Linked DNA regions of Homo sapiens: region 1 is linked to region 2. A link is an interaction called in ENCODE POLR2A ChIA-PET data of the cell type or tissue named here. Cell type or tissue: Caco-2. All regions are shown on one strand.

The links. ChIA-PET counts read pairs that join two places held together with the same protein. Peaks named below come from ENCODE experiments on the same cell type or tissue, not always from the same donor. Only the 100,000 strongest peaks of a DNase experiment are listed, where the experiment ranks them.
Region 1: POLR2A ChIA-PET joins it to region 2 with 7 read pairs; 3 of 35 experiments call an interaction of 5 or more read pairs at or near these places.

Annotation. Positions count from the first base shown.
Region 1 is chr1:45,650,786-45,658,785 of GRCh38, reverse strand. It overlaps GPBP1L1 (GC-rich promoter binding protein 1 like 1), which reads left to right. Exons shown (of 13, transcript NM_021639.5): 5 at 3,467-3,596; 6 at 3,957-4,243. It also overlaps the pseudogene RPL7AP16. Among named protein-coding and RNA genes, the nearest start is that of CCDC17, 31 kb to the right of the region's middle. In Caco-2, no CTCF peak of the experiment used is centred here; no DNase peak of the experiment used is centred here.
Region 2 is chr1:45,537,787-45,545,786 of GRCh38, reverse strand. No RefSeq gene overlaps it. Among named protein-coding and RNA genes, the nearest start is that of AKR1A1, 9.0 kb to the left of the region's middle. RefSeq lists enhancers at 1-80, 1,877-1,926, 1,947-2,096, 6,516-7,016, 7,017-7,517 and a silencer at 771-820. In Caco-2, no CTCF peak of the experiment used is centred here; DNase peaks (open chromatin) are centred at 48 and 3,006.

The sequences.
Region 1 (8,000 bases), 110 kb before region 2:
TTTTTGTTGTTGTTGTTTTATAGAGATGGAATTTCACCATGTTGCCCAGGCTGGTTTTCAACTCCTAAGCTCAAGTGATCCGCCTACCTGGACTTCCCAAAGTGCTGGGATTACAGGCGTGAGCCACTGCACTCAGCCCAGTCTTGATGTTTTTTAATATATTCAACCTCGTGTGAGGATTTCAAAAACATTTTCATAGACTTAATAGCTTTCTGTTAGAAGGATGTAAGTAATTAGGCAGTCCACATGAATGTCTACCTTATTACTGCCAAGTATCTCACTTTTTTATGTTTCTTTTTTTCTTTTTTTAAGTATCTCACTTTTTTCATTATATCCTAAGGCTTTTCTCATTACATGACACAGTTAAGTGTTGTATTAGCTGCAGCACACTTTGGAGATTAAACGTACTTGCTAACCTATTGTGGAGGTCAAAGGGGCAGAAGTAAAAGGGGAATGGCACTTGGGTAAACAGACCTTTGGAGTGAACACACATTTGTTTATGGCGATAGATGAAGAGGAGGAAAAGGTAGAGGCAGTGATTGTTCAACTACTACATGGATCTCAGATTAAATCCTAGAAACTGTTTTAGAGGCATTAACCTACTTAATAGTTTCAGGGGGGATGTGTGTTGTATTAAGGGTAAACACAAATGGAATTACCAGTTTATATAGATTAAAGCAGACCTAGTCACAGTACACAAAAGAATCAGCCTGAGTTATTGATAAAACGTTTGGGAAGCTAGTAAACTTAAAAGTGCTTCCCATTTTGCCAGCGAATAGAGGAAGGATGAAATTGGTAGGCATTCCCAAAAATAAAGGCCTACCTTTCCTATTTTAAAATGTGGACTTTTGGGAAGGTGCTTCTGGTCTCATCTAGACCCATGATCTTTTGCTCTAAACTTCATTTTGTTTCAATTTTATTTTACTCATTTATTTTTGAGACAGGGTCTCTGTCACCGAGGCTGGAGTACAGTGGCATGGTCATAATTCATTACAGCCTTGAACTCCCGGGCTCAAGCAATCCTCTCGCCCTAGTCTCTAGAGTAGCTGGTACTACAGGTGAGCACCACCATGCCCAGCTAACTTTTTTGGGTTTTTTGTAGAGATAGGGTCTCACCATGTTGCCCAAGGTGGTCTAGAACTGGCCTCAAACGATCCTGTCACCTCAGCCTCCAAAAGTGCTGAGATTACAGGCATGAGCCACTGTACCAGGCTAAACTTCATTTGGGGATTTTTGTTTGTTTTTTTATTGAGACGGGGTCTTACTCTGTTGCCCAGGCTGGAGTGCAGTGGTGCGATCATGGCTTACTGCAGCCTTGACTTCCCTGGCTCAGGCGATCCTCCTACCTCATCCTCCCAGGTAGCTGGGATTACAGGCGCACAGTACCACTCCCAGCTAATTTTTTGTAGTTTTCTGTAGAAGACAGGGTTTTGCCATGTTACCCGGCTGGTCTTGAAATCCTGGGCTCAAGCGATGTACCTGCCTCAGTCTCCCAAAGTGCTGGGATTACAGCAATGAACCACCACACCCGGCTCTAAACATCATTTCAAATTGTCTTAACAAAATTTGCAGGACCTCATAATTGGCCTAATCTGACCCAAAGCTTGGAGCTAGTGGGCTACCTGAAAAGTATATAGATCTATCAGAGAAGAATAATTGTTTTAGCACCGTGAACTTAAGTAAAAAGAATTAGAAGACATTCTTTCATTTTCGAAACTATAATAAGCAAAGCCCTGTGGTTTTGGCATAATGATAGACATAAAAGGAATAGAATAGAGAGTTCAAAAATAGGCCTGTAGAGGCTGGGCTCAGTGGCTCATGCCTGTAATCCCAGCACTTTGAGAGGCTGAGGCAGAAGGATTGCTTGAAAGCCAGGAGTTTGAGACCAGCTTGGGCAGCAAAGTGAGACCTTGTCTCTACAAGAAAAATTTAAAAAAAAAACAACAACAAAAACTAGGCAGGTGTGGTGGTGAATACCTGTCATCTCAGCTACTTGGGAGGCTAAGGCAGGAGGATTGCTTGAGCCAAGGAGTTTGAGGCTACAGTGAGCTGTGATCGGGCTACTGTACTCCAGCCTGGGTGACTGAGACCCTGGCTCTTAAAAAAAAAAAAAAAAGGCTTATGTATGTATTTTGTTGATTTTTGACTAAAGTACAAAGGTAATTCAATGGGGAAGTGATAGTGTTGTGTTTTTGAGCTAGAAGAACTAGCTTCTATCTACATGGGGGCGGAGTAAAGAACCTCAGCCTTTGCTTCATACACAAAAAGATTAACCTGAAATGGAACATAAGTTAAAAAGCTAAAACCATAAAACTTTTAAGAGAAAACAGGAGAAAATCTTTTTACCCACTCGAATGGGTAAAATATTGGCAAGGATGTTGATAGTAAGAAAAATAAATGTAAACATGCCCCGATTTACGGTTTTCCTTGTCAAACATACCCATATTTTCATGGCTTTGTGGACTTTGGTCTCTATCATTTAAGAATGTCATAGAATAAAATTCTTTGAAATAGGAAGGGATATTAGAGTTCATCTATAATAATGTTTCTCAAACTGCTTCCTTCCAGTTTTGTTACCTCAAAGACTTATTTTTTCTCTCTGACCTCTTTCATTATGTGTAAATGAGTAAAATGGGTATGATGCCAAAAGTTTAGTATTGTTACAGGTATTATATCTGGAAATAAATGTTTTATAAAACTGTAAAAACTCTAGTAGTTGGGAGCTGTGGCTTATACCTGTAATCCCAGAGCTTTGAGAGGCCAAGGCAGGAGGATTGCTTGAGGCCAGGACTGAGAGATCAGCCTGGGCAACATAGTGAGACCCCCATCTCTACAAAAAATTTAGAAAATTAGCCAGTCTTAGTGGCATGGGCCAATAGTTCTAGCTACTCCATAGGCCGAGGCAGGAGGATCCTTTAAGCTCAAGGGTAAGCAGCTGTAGTGAGCTTTGATTGTGCCACTGCACTCCAGCCTGGGCGACCGTGAGACTTCATCTCTTTTTTTTTTTTAAAAGTTCTGTAATTACTACTGACCTCCCAAGGTGATATTTCAACCGTTGCCTTCACCCTTATTCCAGAAATACTAAAACTTTAGAATTATTTTTGAGGCAATCATCTTGATTTTCCTCTCCTACAAGGTAAATATTTTTAAGTGTAAAGTTTTGGAGCTTATATTTATGAATATTTGCAAGGCTTTTTTCCCCTCCGCCTCCTTTCATGCAAACAATTGAAGTGGCTAGCTTTTCTCCTCTCCTGGAATAAAGGAAGTGAATTAGCAATTGAATATATAACCTAGGACTTCTCTAAATTAGGCACCTGTGGGTACCCTTAGGGTCCATATGCTTACAATATGAGTTTCTATCACCATTATTACTTGTTTTTTGAAGGCCTGATGCAAAGCCTATTAAGATATTGAAAAGGACTAATAGCTATTTATCCATTTGCCTCTCCATACTTCATCATCTTAGTCACCTACTGCCACCTTCGAAAAACACGGAGAGCACCTACCCAGAGGAGAAGGTAGATTTGGAGTAAGCCGCCGTCGACATAATTCCTCTGATGGTTTTTTTAACAATGGTCCCCTACGAACTGCAGGAGGTGAGCCATGTCCAACTTTCATGACTATATTTAAGCTACTCATTTAGGACAAGCCCAGGCTGTGGGTACATGTCTGTAATCTTGAAATAGGATCTTTTCTGAACATAGTTTTCATTTAGATTCTCTAGTAGTCATTACGCAACTACATTGGCTTTCTAGGTCTAACTATGATTATGATTCTCATGAATCATCTGTTCAGTTGAACTGATTTCAGAAATTACCTCACAAAGAAAAGATACATTTTTTTATTTTTTTTGTGTGGACTTTTTATTAACGAGGTCTCCTGAAGGCCTTTGGCCAATACCGTAAACCAAATCAGGAAGCAAACAATCTAATTAGTCCTTTTCTTTACTATTCTAGATTCTTGGCACCAGCCCTCCCTGTTCCGCCATGATTCTGTGGACTCTGGTGTCTCTAAGGGAGCATATGCTGGAATCACAGGGAACCCATCTGGTTGGCATAGCTCTTCCCGAGGTCATGATGGCATGAGCCAACGTAGTGGAGGTGGCACAGGGAACCATCGCCATTGGAATGGCAGCTTCCACTCCCGGAAAGGGTGTGCTTTTCAGGAAAAGCCACCTATGGAGATTAGGGAAGAAAAGAAAGAAGACAAGGTGGAAAAGTTGCAGTTTGAAGAGGAGGACTTTGTAAGTATGAATCTTTAGATGTGTGGTTAGAAGCCAACAAATAATGTCTGAAATATGAGACCCTGTTAGTAATGAGAACATTTCAGAAATTACAGAAAAAGGAATTTGTAAGTTGAGGTTTTTATTGTTTTAGAGGAAAGAAGTTAAGTTGATAATATTTGAAAATGGTGACCAAAACTCCTATGTAACTTGTAGCAAATTTTTCATCTTTGTGTCTTTGGAATTTAGAAAAATATTTAATTTCTCTTAAGTCTTATAAAGTTTACTCAAATATAATTATGTTAAAATGTACTCTTGCATGTTAAATTGTCTTTTTTCCAACTATGATAAAACATTTTTTCTCTTGATTTTGTTCTCTATCACATAAAATTACTGTGACATGAACATGTAATTGGGAGTATTTCAGCTGTTGCCTATGCGTTCAGTAACACTTGATGTTATTGTGTGTTAAATTACATGCCTTTTGGCCTCTTAAATCAAAGGTAGCATTTTCAGAGTATCTTTAAAATGTTTTAAATATATTTTATTTAAGAAAAGATTATCAGGCTGGGCTCGGTGGCTCATGCTTGTAATCTGAGCACTTTGGGAAGCCGAGGCGGGTGGATCACCTGAGGGCAGGAGTTCAAGATCAGCCTGACCAACATGGTGAAACCCCATATCTACTAAAAACACAAAAATTAGCTGGGCTTGGTGGCAAGTGCCTATAATTCCAGCTACTCAGGAGGCTGAGGCAGGAGAATCACGTGAACCCAGGTGGCAGAGGTTGCAGTGGGCTGAGATTGCGCCATTACACTCCAGTCTGGGCAATAGAGTGAGACTCTGTCTCAAAAAAAAAAAAAAGAAAAAAAAGATTATCATTTTAACAAATCAGTATCTTTAAGTTGGCCAGGCATAGTGGCTCATGCCTGTAATCCCAGCACTTTCAGAGACCAAGGCAGGAGGATTGCTTGATGCCAGGAGTTTGAGACCAGCCTGGGCAGCACAGCAAGATCCTTGTCTCTATAAAAAATTTTTGAAAAATTAGCTGGGCATGATGGCACATGTCTGCGGTCCCAGCCACTAGGGAGACTGAGGCAGGAGGATTACTTGAGCCCAGGAGTTTGAGGCTGCAGTGAGCTATGATTGCCCCACTGCATTCATGCCACCACGCCCAGCTAATTTTTTTGTTTCTTATACAGACTAGCTATCACTATGTTGCCCAGGCCAGTCTCAAATGCCTGACCTCAAGTGATCTTCCCACCTCGGCCTCCCAAAGTGCTAGGATTACAGACAGCCACCACACCCAGCCTCTAGCTGTTTTTAAGTAGCACATCGATCAGTCGCTTCTGTTATAGCCATTTCATCAGTTAGTAGAGTCACCTAAAGAGGAGTGAAATTTAGGCATTAGCTCCTCTACCCTCAAGTCTAGGAAGTGACCTGGGGTCCTTGCTGTAAATTATATATTAATGTGAATTCCTATTCCCAGGTGAGTGTTCTTCAAAACTTTATCCTCAGGAAGGTCTATACTGCCCTTACATATTGAATATTTGTCCAGAATGTTCTAGATAACAAATAGTCCAGAAATTACTACAATTTCAAATGTAATCTTTATTATTTATACAGCAAACTTGTATTACAAGCAAATCCAAGAAAGACCAGTGGGAATGATTTGAAAACAATGTATGTTGCTCATTACACTTAAGGAACTTGATGAAATTCATATCAAACTAGCAATGAAAGCATTAGCAACAGAGCTGGTGGACATGGGTGGCGTGCACCTATAGCCCCAGCTACTTGGGAGGCGGAGGTGGAAGCAAGACTCTATCTCTTAAAAAAAAAAAAATGCAGCAATCACAGTATATTCTTATTAAAAAACAACTTTCCTTTAATACTTTTATTCTATGATTAAATAAACCCATAATGATTTTAACATAATTTGTATCTGAAATGAAATATTTAGAGTATATCTAATATTATAACCATAGCCAACTGTGCATATAGAAGACTAATTTATTTGAATCCCCAATAGTTTTGATTTCTTACGTACTTCATTAAGAAAAAGAGAAGATTGTAGCAAACAAGAAATAGTGTGGAGTAAAGTAGAAGTAATTGTACCTTTTAAACTGGGTAGTATGCTACTGATTAGCATAGTTTGATTAGAAACTTCATTATCAGTCCTGTGACATTCCCAGTGGGAATGATACAAACATTCTATTTTATCAATTTGTGCATTTTTTTACCTTCATATGAATAATTCATACTGTAATTCTCTTATTTATGTAAAATTGTTTGAAGTTTACATGTGTTGAATCATGAGGCTCTAGCTTAGTGGTTCTCAACTAGGGGCAAGTTTGCCCGCTGGGGGATATTTGGCATTATATGGAGACATCTTTGTTGTCACAACTGGGGTTAGTGTTAATATCACCTAACATGTAGAGATCAGGGATGTTGCTAAACACTTAAAACGCACTGGACAGCCTCATAACAGAATTAACCAGGCTAAAATGTTAGTAGTGTCATGGCTGACAAACCTTGCTCTAGATCTTTTTTACTACTCTATAGCAAATATTATATTGTGTGAATACACTTGATTTATTTATCCATTTTTCTGTTAATGGAAATTCAGTTTGTAAAAGACCTTGTTTTGGAGACTAAACTTAAAGGATTGGAACTGAGGTATTGTTAATTAGAGAAGGAAGAGTCAAAAATAAGATTTCTTCTCCTCCCGCCACCCAAGATGCCGAAAGGAAAGAAGGGCAAGGGGAAGAAGTTGGCTCTGGCCCCTGCTGTCGTCAAGAAGCAGAGCCAAGAAAGTGGTGAATCCGCTATTTAAGAAAAGGCCTAAGAATTTTGGCATTGGACAGGACACCCAGCCCAAAAGAGACCTCACCTGCTTTGTGAAATGGCCCTGCTATATCAGGTTGCAGCAGCAGAGAGCCATCCTCTATATGCAGCTGAAAATGCCTCCTGCGATTAACCAGTTCATCCAGGCCTTGCGCTGCCAAACAGCTACTCAGCTACTTAAGCTGGCCCACAAGTACAGATCAGAGGCAAAGCAAGAGAAAGAAGCAGAGGCTATTGGCCCAGGCTGAGAAGAAAGCTGCCAGCAAAGGGGATGTCCCCAGTAAGAGACCACCTGTCTTTCAAGCAGGAGTCAGCACTTCACCACCTTGGTGGAGAACACGAAGACTCAGCTAGTGGTGATTGCATATGACATGGATCCCATCAAGCTGGTTGTCTTCCTACCTGCCCTGTGTCGTAAAATGGGGGTCCCTTACTGCATTATCAAGGGGAAGTCAAGAGTGGGATGTCTACTCCACAGAAAGACCTGCACCACTGGTTGCCTTCACACAGGTTAACTTGGAAGACAAAGGAGGTTTGTCTAAGCTGGTGGAAGCTATCAGGATCAATTACAATGACAGATACGATGAGATCTGCCATCACTGGGGAGGCAATGTCCTGGGTCCCAAGTCTGTGACTCGCATTGCCAAGCTCAAAAAGGCAAAGGCTAAAGAACTTGCCACCAATTGGATTAAATGTACACTGTTGAGCTTTCTTTACATAAAAAGGTAATGCAAATTTTCCTAAAGATTTCTATCCAAAGTGACTTGATGAATAATATGTAATTAACTTGAAGAGAGAAAGCAGAAGGAGCAGAATTGGTTGGAGAAAACAAATTCTTGATGCCAAAGAGATGGGTTAGGTCTAGAGAAGTGCACTTGAAAATAGAGATAATAGTTGAGGTTTGTGGATAAATAAAATCGCTCAAGGAGAGTAA
Region 2 (8,000 bases):
CCAGCCTTGTTCTCTGCCTTCAAGGTTCACAGTCCAGAGGGGCTAATGTAGAACAGGCAGAATGCATACCTATGTGTGTGTGCAGGGTTGGCCTTGTGTGGCGACAGAGGAGGCTGAAACAGATGAAGAGCTAGAAAGTGAGAATGGCTGTCTAGGAAGGAGAAGGGAGCATCCCTTTCTGGACAACTAGGCAGGAGGGAGGGAAAGGTTAAGTTCTCAGCACCCCTCACTGAACGTTTTAGCATTTGGCAGGGGTTTCTAGACCCTAAGAGGAATGTGGCCAGGTAGAAGAGATGAAGAAATAAATGCCTGCTGTCCAAGTCTCTGAGTTTGTCCCGGAGCTACCCCAGTGACTTATTTGCTGGCACTTCCTGCTTACTGTAGGCTAGGCTGTCTGAATGAGAATGAAGAACAGAGTTCAGGTTCCCAGAGGACCCATATACGAAGCAGGGCGATAAGGGGGCCTGAACAAGATCTTGACTTTATGCGTGGACCTTCTAGTGACATTGTAATGAGCGCACATTTAAGGAACATATTTAAGTTCCTTCTAATCCCCTATTAGGGCCGAATCATTCCTAAACTCTGGCCAGCTCTGAAACCAACTTCACAAGACCTGACTCATTTCCCCCAAGTAGTGAAAGTCCCTACACAGGTAGCTACTGGAAATGGCCCTGGGCCTGTGCACTGAGGCATTATTCTCCCTCTCAGGCCCCTCAAATCCTGTGGTCCCATTCAAGTGGCTGCTGAGAGCCAGCAAGGCTGGCACCAGGCCCTGGGGACTGCATTATGCAGTCAGCTACCTCATCTTTTGGGATCTGAGCTCCAATCCCCAATCCCACCAGAGTGACTTGGTCCTCAGAACCATTTATTGCTTTTTTCCTGATTATGCACCAAAGCAAAATTCTTAATTTCTTAAATATATGTTATTTATTTTTTGAGACAGAGTCTTACTCTATCATCTAGGCTAGAGTGCAGTGGCATGATCACGGCTCACTGCAGTGTTGACTTCCCAGGCTCAAACAATCCTCCCACCTCAGCCTCCCAAGTAGCTGGGACTACAACTGTCCACCACCGTGCTCAGCTAATTTTGTTTATTTTTTGTAGAGACGAGGTCTTACTATATTTGCCCAGGTGATCTCAAACTCCTGGGCTCAAGCGATCCTCCCACCTTGGCCTCCCAAAAGTGCTGCAGTTATAGGCATGAGCCACCAAGCTGGCCATGCTTACTTTTTTGAGTTGTTTGGGGATTAAATGAAACAATGGATGTAAAGTGCCTGGTGGTACATAGAGATTTAATGAGTGGTAATGATTATTATTTATATTCAAAATAGGCTGCTGCAAGCTAGGTTGAAATAGGAAAACTGTTCCCTCTTCTCCTACCCCTTCAAGTGAAACTACTACAAACTGCCACCCATCCCTGACAGAGACAGAACTCCAGAATAGAGGAGGAGGACTCTGCACAGGGTTGCAGTCTCTTTCTCTCTCATGCATGCGCACATATACACTCATGCACCCATGCAAGCACACTTACACCTGTACATGCACACACATGATTATGTAGAGCTACAGCTGTTGGCATAGAAGCTATAGTTATATCAGGGTAGGAATCAGTTCTATTATGGCAGTTACAAAGATCAATGCTGCAGTGAAGTGGTGGAAAGGAGGCTGCAGCCAACTGAAACCAATGGACTGGGACTGGAAAGTCGGGGGTGGGGGGAAGAGGAGGAAGTGGTGTGGGCTAGGGCAGGCAGGCAAGGGAATAACCGCTGACGGAAGCAGACAGCCTGTCATATGGCGGTGCGGATTTCCCCTGTCAACTGCATTTCCTAATTTTACGGTCTTCTGTTGCACATGTCACCCACAGAGGCTGCTCTGTGCTAAAAGTGGGTAGAAGTGATTGATTTATTCATTCGACTGACCAATATTTAATGATATCTACCATGTGCCAGGAGTTTTTTGGAAAAATAGACTGTTGTTGGGAAGGGAGTTAAAGGAAGCTGGAGAATGGTAGTCTGAGCAGAGGAATTGATATGTGCCAAGTTGTGGAGGAATGAAGCAGGATGTTACATTCCAGGAACTACATGTGGTTTGATAAGAAGGGAGCATAGGCTGGGTGGGAGGATCACATGAGGCCAGGGCAGCATACTGAGACCCTGTCTCTACAAAAATAGAGGTGTTGTGCACCTGTAGTCCTAGCTACAATGGAGGCTGAGGTGGGAGGATCACTGAAGCCCAGGAGTTTGAGGTTACAGTTAGCTATGATTGTGCCACTGCACTCCAGCCTGGATGACAAAGCAAGACCCTGTCTCTAAAAAAAAAAAAAAAAAAAAAAAAAAAGTATTACAAATTTAAATATATATACTTCAAAATACAAGTAGGAGAAAGAAAAAGAAAACATATATATAAGGCAATTTGATAATATATATGAAAATGTTAAATGTCCATCCCTTCTGATTCAGCAATTGTAAGGAACTTAGTTTTAGGAAATAATAGAAAAGGGACAAGGCTGTTTACTGTGTTGTTTAGATTACCCAAATCAGCTGAGCGTGGTGGCTCACGCCTGTAATCCCAGCACTTTGGGAGGCCAAGATTGGAGGATTGCTTGGGGCCAGCAGTTTGAGACCAGCCCGGGCAACATAGCGAGACCCTGTCTCTATTTTTAAAATATATTTTTAATATAAAAAAATTAAAACATATTACGTAAATATTTGTAGGAAGGGAATATCCAAAATAAATTGTTGTGCATCCATGTGATAAATACAGACACAACAAGGATAAAGTAAATATGTAAGTATTGTTGTGGAAAAAATGTCTTTGATATGTTGTTAAGTGGGGGGAAAAAAAAACTATGGGGTTACTAAAAGTGGGTTTGGCACCAGCTCTGTTCAGCCCTTCAGCTCCGAAGTTCAACGAAGTTCAAAGTCCTACGGCTTCCAAAGGCCAGTGTATCAGTTCCTGCCCCTGGATCAAGGTTGTGCAAGATGAGGGAGGAGGCTGGTCACAAGCCTGACATGGGGGTAGAGATTTCTTATCCAGCCCTGCCTCAGCCTTGACAGAGTTCAGGAGCCAGATCCCTGCATTGCAGCCTGGCTTCCTTCTCCAGGCAGAACGTGAGTAAAGGTTAAACATTCCTGGGTGCTAGGTACATAGTGGTGCCCTTCCTACTTCATTAGGATAAAAAGGTAACTTGTCTGAGCTCTACTAGTGCTGGGCTTTAAGAACCTGATTTCCTTTCTTTTTTTCTTCTTCTTTTTTTAAATCAGTTGGTTTAATTCCAGGTGATACATAATTTAGAGTAGAACAAAGACCAAAGGGCCAACTCTGGTAGGATTCTGGGCTGGGAGATGATAAGCCACTGTATGATTTTTCTTTTTTTTCTTTAAAGGTTTATTCTTTTTTTTTTTTTTTTTTTTAACATGGAGTCTTGCTCCGGAGTCTTGCTCCAGAGACTCTCCTTTGCACACCCAGAGTGCAATGGCGCGATCTTGGCTCACTGCAAACTCTGCCTCCCAGGTTCAAGCAATTCTCCTACCTCAGCCTCCTGAGTAGCTGGGATTACAGGTGCCTGACACAAGGCTCAGCTAATTTTTTTTGTATTTTTATTAGAGACGGGGTTTCACCATATTGATCAGGCTGGTCTTGAACTCCTGACCTCATGATCTACTCACCTCAGCCTCCCAAAGTGCTGGGATTACAGGCATGAGCTACAATGCCCAGCCAAAAGTTTATTCTTGCTCTATTGTGCAGGCTGGAGTGCAGTGGTATAATCATAGCTCAATGTAATCTCAAACTCCAGGCCTCAAGGGATCCTCTTACCTCAGTCTTCTGAGTAACTAGGGCTATAGGCACGCACCACTATGCGTTGCTAATTTTTTCACTTTTTTGTAGAGACAGTGTCTCTCTATGTTGCCCAGGCTGGTCTTGAACTTCCCGCCTCAAGTGATCTTCCCACCTCAGCCAGGCCCGTCCCTGAGACCTCCATTTTTTAGCTCTTGAGTTTCTTTTGCTTCCTTTTTTTTTTTTTTTCTTTTTGAGACGGAGTTTTGCTCTTGTTGCCCAGGCTGGAGTGCAATAGTGCGATCTTGGCTCACCACAACCTCTGCCCCTCGGGTTCAAGCGATTCTCCTGCCTCAGCCTCCAGAATAGCTAGGATTACAGGCATGCACCACCACGCCTGGCTAATTTTTGTATTTGTATATATATATATATATTTTTTTTTAGTATAAACAGGGTTTCTCCATGTTGGTCTGGCTGGTCTCGAACTGCTGACCTCAGGTGATCTGCTTGCCTTGGCTTTCCAAAGTGCTGGGATTACAGATGTGAGCCACCATGCCTGGCTTTTTGCTTCCTTTTGTTTTGTTTTTATGTTATCTTTTGTTTTGTTTTGGTTTGGTTTTTTGCTTCCCTTTTTTTTTTTTTTTTTTTTGAGACAGGATCTCACTCTGTCACCCAGGCTAGATCATGGATCTCACAATGGTGTGATCATGGTTCATTGCAGCCTTGATCTCCTGGGCTCAAGTGATACTCCCACCTCAGCCTCCTGACTATAGGTGTCCTGGGACTACAGGTGTACACCAGCACACTTGGCTAATTTTTAAAATTTTTGGTAGAGACAGGGTTTTGCCATTTTGGCCAGGCTAGTCTCGAACTCCTGGACTCAAGTGATCTTCTAGCCTCAGCCTCCCAAAGTGCTGGGACTACAACCATGAGCAACCATGCCTGGCCTGGCCTGCTTCTCTTTTTGTTTCTGCTTAAAAGCGTCATCTTAGTCATTCATCTCCTCGGCCTGCTCCTTGTGCTGTTTCAGGGGCTTCTTGCCGTCTTTGTGGCCAGACATGGCGCCTGCTGTACTTTTACCTCATTTCTTTTTCTAGGGATTCTAGCAATAAGCCTTTGATATAAGGCTGCCATGTTAGTCATAGACCAATTATAGCCAAGCTACTTGGCTTGACTGTGTTCTTGTCCAGTTGGAGACAAGATATTTGAGTCTATTTCGGAGAGGCAACAGGATTTCAGGGTCACCAGAAGCAAATGGCACTCAATGAACATTAATTAAGCTCCACATAAGCCTGGGACACTAGTAAGAAGCAAAATACCTTCTTCATTAGATAAAATCCTTCAGGATCTCTGAGCATTGGACAGACCGAGATATTATTATTTAAATGGCCAATTAGAAGTTAATTAGAACTCTGGAGTTCCCTGGCCAGACCCTGTCTGAAAACCCCCTTGAGATTGAAGCAGCAAATCCAGTTTATAGCACTGATCAAAAACATCTCCAGTGAAAATCCCCACACTGGTTTGTCCCACCTAAGGCAGTAGGGGCCCAATTCTTACACACTTAAAAAATAGCTACTCTGGGCTGGGTGTGGTGGCTCACGCCTGTAATCCCAGCACTTGGGGAGGCCGAGACGGGTGGATCACAAGGTCAGGAGATCCAGACCATCCTGGCTTACACGGTAAAACCCCATCTCTACTGAAAAATACAAAAAATTAGCTGGCCGTGGTGGCACGCACCTGTATTCCCAGCTACTTGAACCTGGGAGGTAGAGGTTGCAGTGAGCCAAGATCACACCACTGCACTCCAGCCTGGCAACAAAGCAAGACTCCATCTCAAAAAACAAACAAACAAAAATTACTACTCTGGGCTGGGCACAGTGGCTCACAACTGTAATCCCAGCACTTTGGAAGGCTGAGGCAGGTGGATCACCTGAGGTGGGGAGTTCAAGACCAGCCTGACCAACATGAAGAAACCCCATCTCTACTAAAAATACAAAATTAGCTGGGCATGGTGGTGCATGCCTGTAATCCCAGCTACTCGGGAGCCTGAGGCAGGAGAATCGCTTGAACCCGGGAGGCAGAGGTTACGGTGAGCCGAGATCATGCCACCGCACTCCAGTCTGGGCAACAAGAGCAAAACTCCGTCTCAAAAAAAAAAAAGCTACTCTGGGGCCAGATGTGGTGGCTCATGCCTGTAATCCCAGCACTTTGGAAGGCCGAGGCAGGCGGATGATGAGGTCAGGAGTTCGAGACCATCCTGGCTAACACGGTGAAATCCCATCTCTACTAAATATACAAAAAATTAGCCGGTCATAGTGGCGGGCACCTGTATTCCTAGCTACTTGGGAAGCTGAGGCAGGAGAATGGCATGAACCCAGGGGGCGGAGCTTGCAGTGAGCCGAGATCGTGCCACTGCACTCCAGTCTGGGCGACAGAGCGAGACTCCGTCTCAAAAAAAAAAAAAATTAGCCGGGTGTGGTGGCAGGTGCCTGTAATCCCAGCTACTCAGGAGGCTGAGGCAAGAGAATTGCTTGAAACCAGGAGGCGGAGGTTGCAGTGAGCCGAGATTGCACTACCACACTCCAGTCTGGGCAACAGAGCAAGATTCCATCTCAAAAGAAAAAGAAAAAGAAAAATGCCTGTATTTCCCCCCCTCCCCCTCCAGGAAGGAGAAGGATAGAAGTTACAGTGCAATTCTCAGGCTTAGATTAGTTCTCCATAAGTAAAGCTCACTCCTGTCAGCAGTTCCACGCCACCATCCAAAGTGGCTGTGTTTGGCTCCGTTTTAGAGGAGGCTGACTTACCACACTCTCTGCTTCCAACAAACTCAGAAAATAGTAATAAGTATATTAATTTTATATTTAATCTTCTTGCTAACATATGGTAGAAGGAAGCAGGTACTAAGATCTTTGAAAATGGGGAAATTGAGACTGATTAATTCAGCAAATATCTGTTCAGCACTTTCTTTTCTTTTCTTTTCTTTTCTTTTCTTTTTTTTTTTTGAGGCGGAGTCTCGCTCTGTCGCCCAGGCTGGAGTGCAGTGGCGTGATCTGGGCTCACTGCAAGCTCCGCCTCTCCGGTTCACGCCATTCTCCTGCCTCAGCCTCCCGAGTAGCTGGGACTACAGGCGCCCGCCACGACGCCCGGCTAATTTTTTGTATTTTTTAGTAGAGACGGGGTTTCACCATGTTAGCAGGATGGTCTTGATTTCCTGACCTTGTGATCCGCCCGCCTCGGCCTCCCAAAGTGCTGGGATCATAGGCGTGAGCCACCGCGCCCGGCCCTGTTCAGCACTTTCTCTGCTGACATGAATATGGGACTTGTACACTTATGACAGATACCAATAAATTGGGTGAGGGCAGGATTCCATCAGTCTCCTGGCTCCAACATGTCCTCTTTGCATCGTCATGACACTCAAAAATAAGATCACCAAATATGGCCGAGCATGGTGGCTTATTCCTGTAATCCCAGCACTTTGGGAGGCTGAGGCGGGTGGGTCACTTGAGGTCAGGAGTTCGAGACCAGTCTGACCAACATGGCGAAACCCCGTTTCTACAGAAAATACAAAAACTAGCCGGGCTTGGTGGTGCACGCCCATAGTCCCAGCTACTCAGGGAGCTAAGGCAGGAGAGTTGCTTGAACCCGGGAGGTGGAGGTTGCAGTGAATTGAGATCACGCCACTGCACTCCAGCCTGGGCAGCAGGCTGAATGAAAAAGATTCAGACTGAAAAAAACAAAAAGGGCCAGGTGCGGTGGCTCACACCTGTAATCCCAGCACTTTGGGAGGCCAAGGCAGGTGGATCACCTGAGGTCAGGAGTTCGAGACCAGCCTGGTCAATATGGTAAAATGCTGTCTCTACTAAAAATACAAAAATTAGCTGGGTGTGGTGGTGGGTGTCTGTAGTCCCAGCTACTCGGGAGGCTGAGGCAGGAGAATCACTTGAACCCAGGAGGCAGAGGTTGCAGTGAGCCAAAATCACACCATTGCACTCCAACCTGGGTGACAAGAGCAAGACTCTGTCTTTATAAAATAAAAAAGGCCGGGTGCGGTGGCTCATGCCTGTAATCCTAGCACTTTGGGAGGCCAAGGTGGGTGGATCACGAGGTCAGGAGATTGAGACCATCCTGGCCAACATGGTGAAACACTGTCTCTACTAAAAATACAATAATTAGCTGTGTGTGGTGGCGCACACCTGTAGTCCCAGCTACTCCGAGGCTGAGGC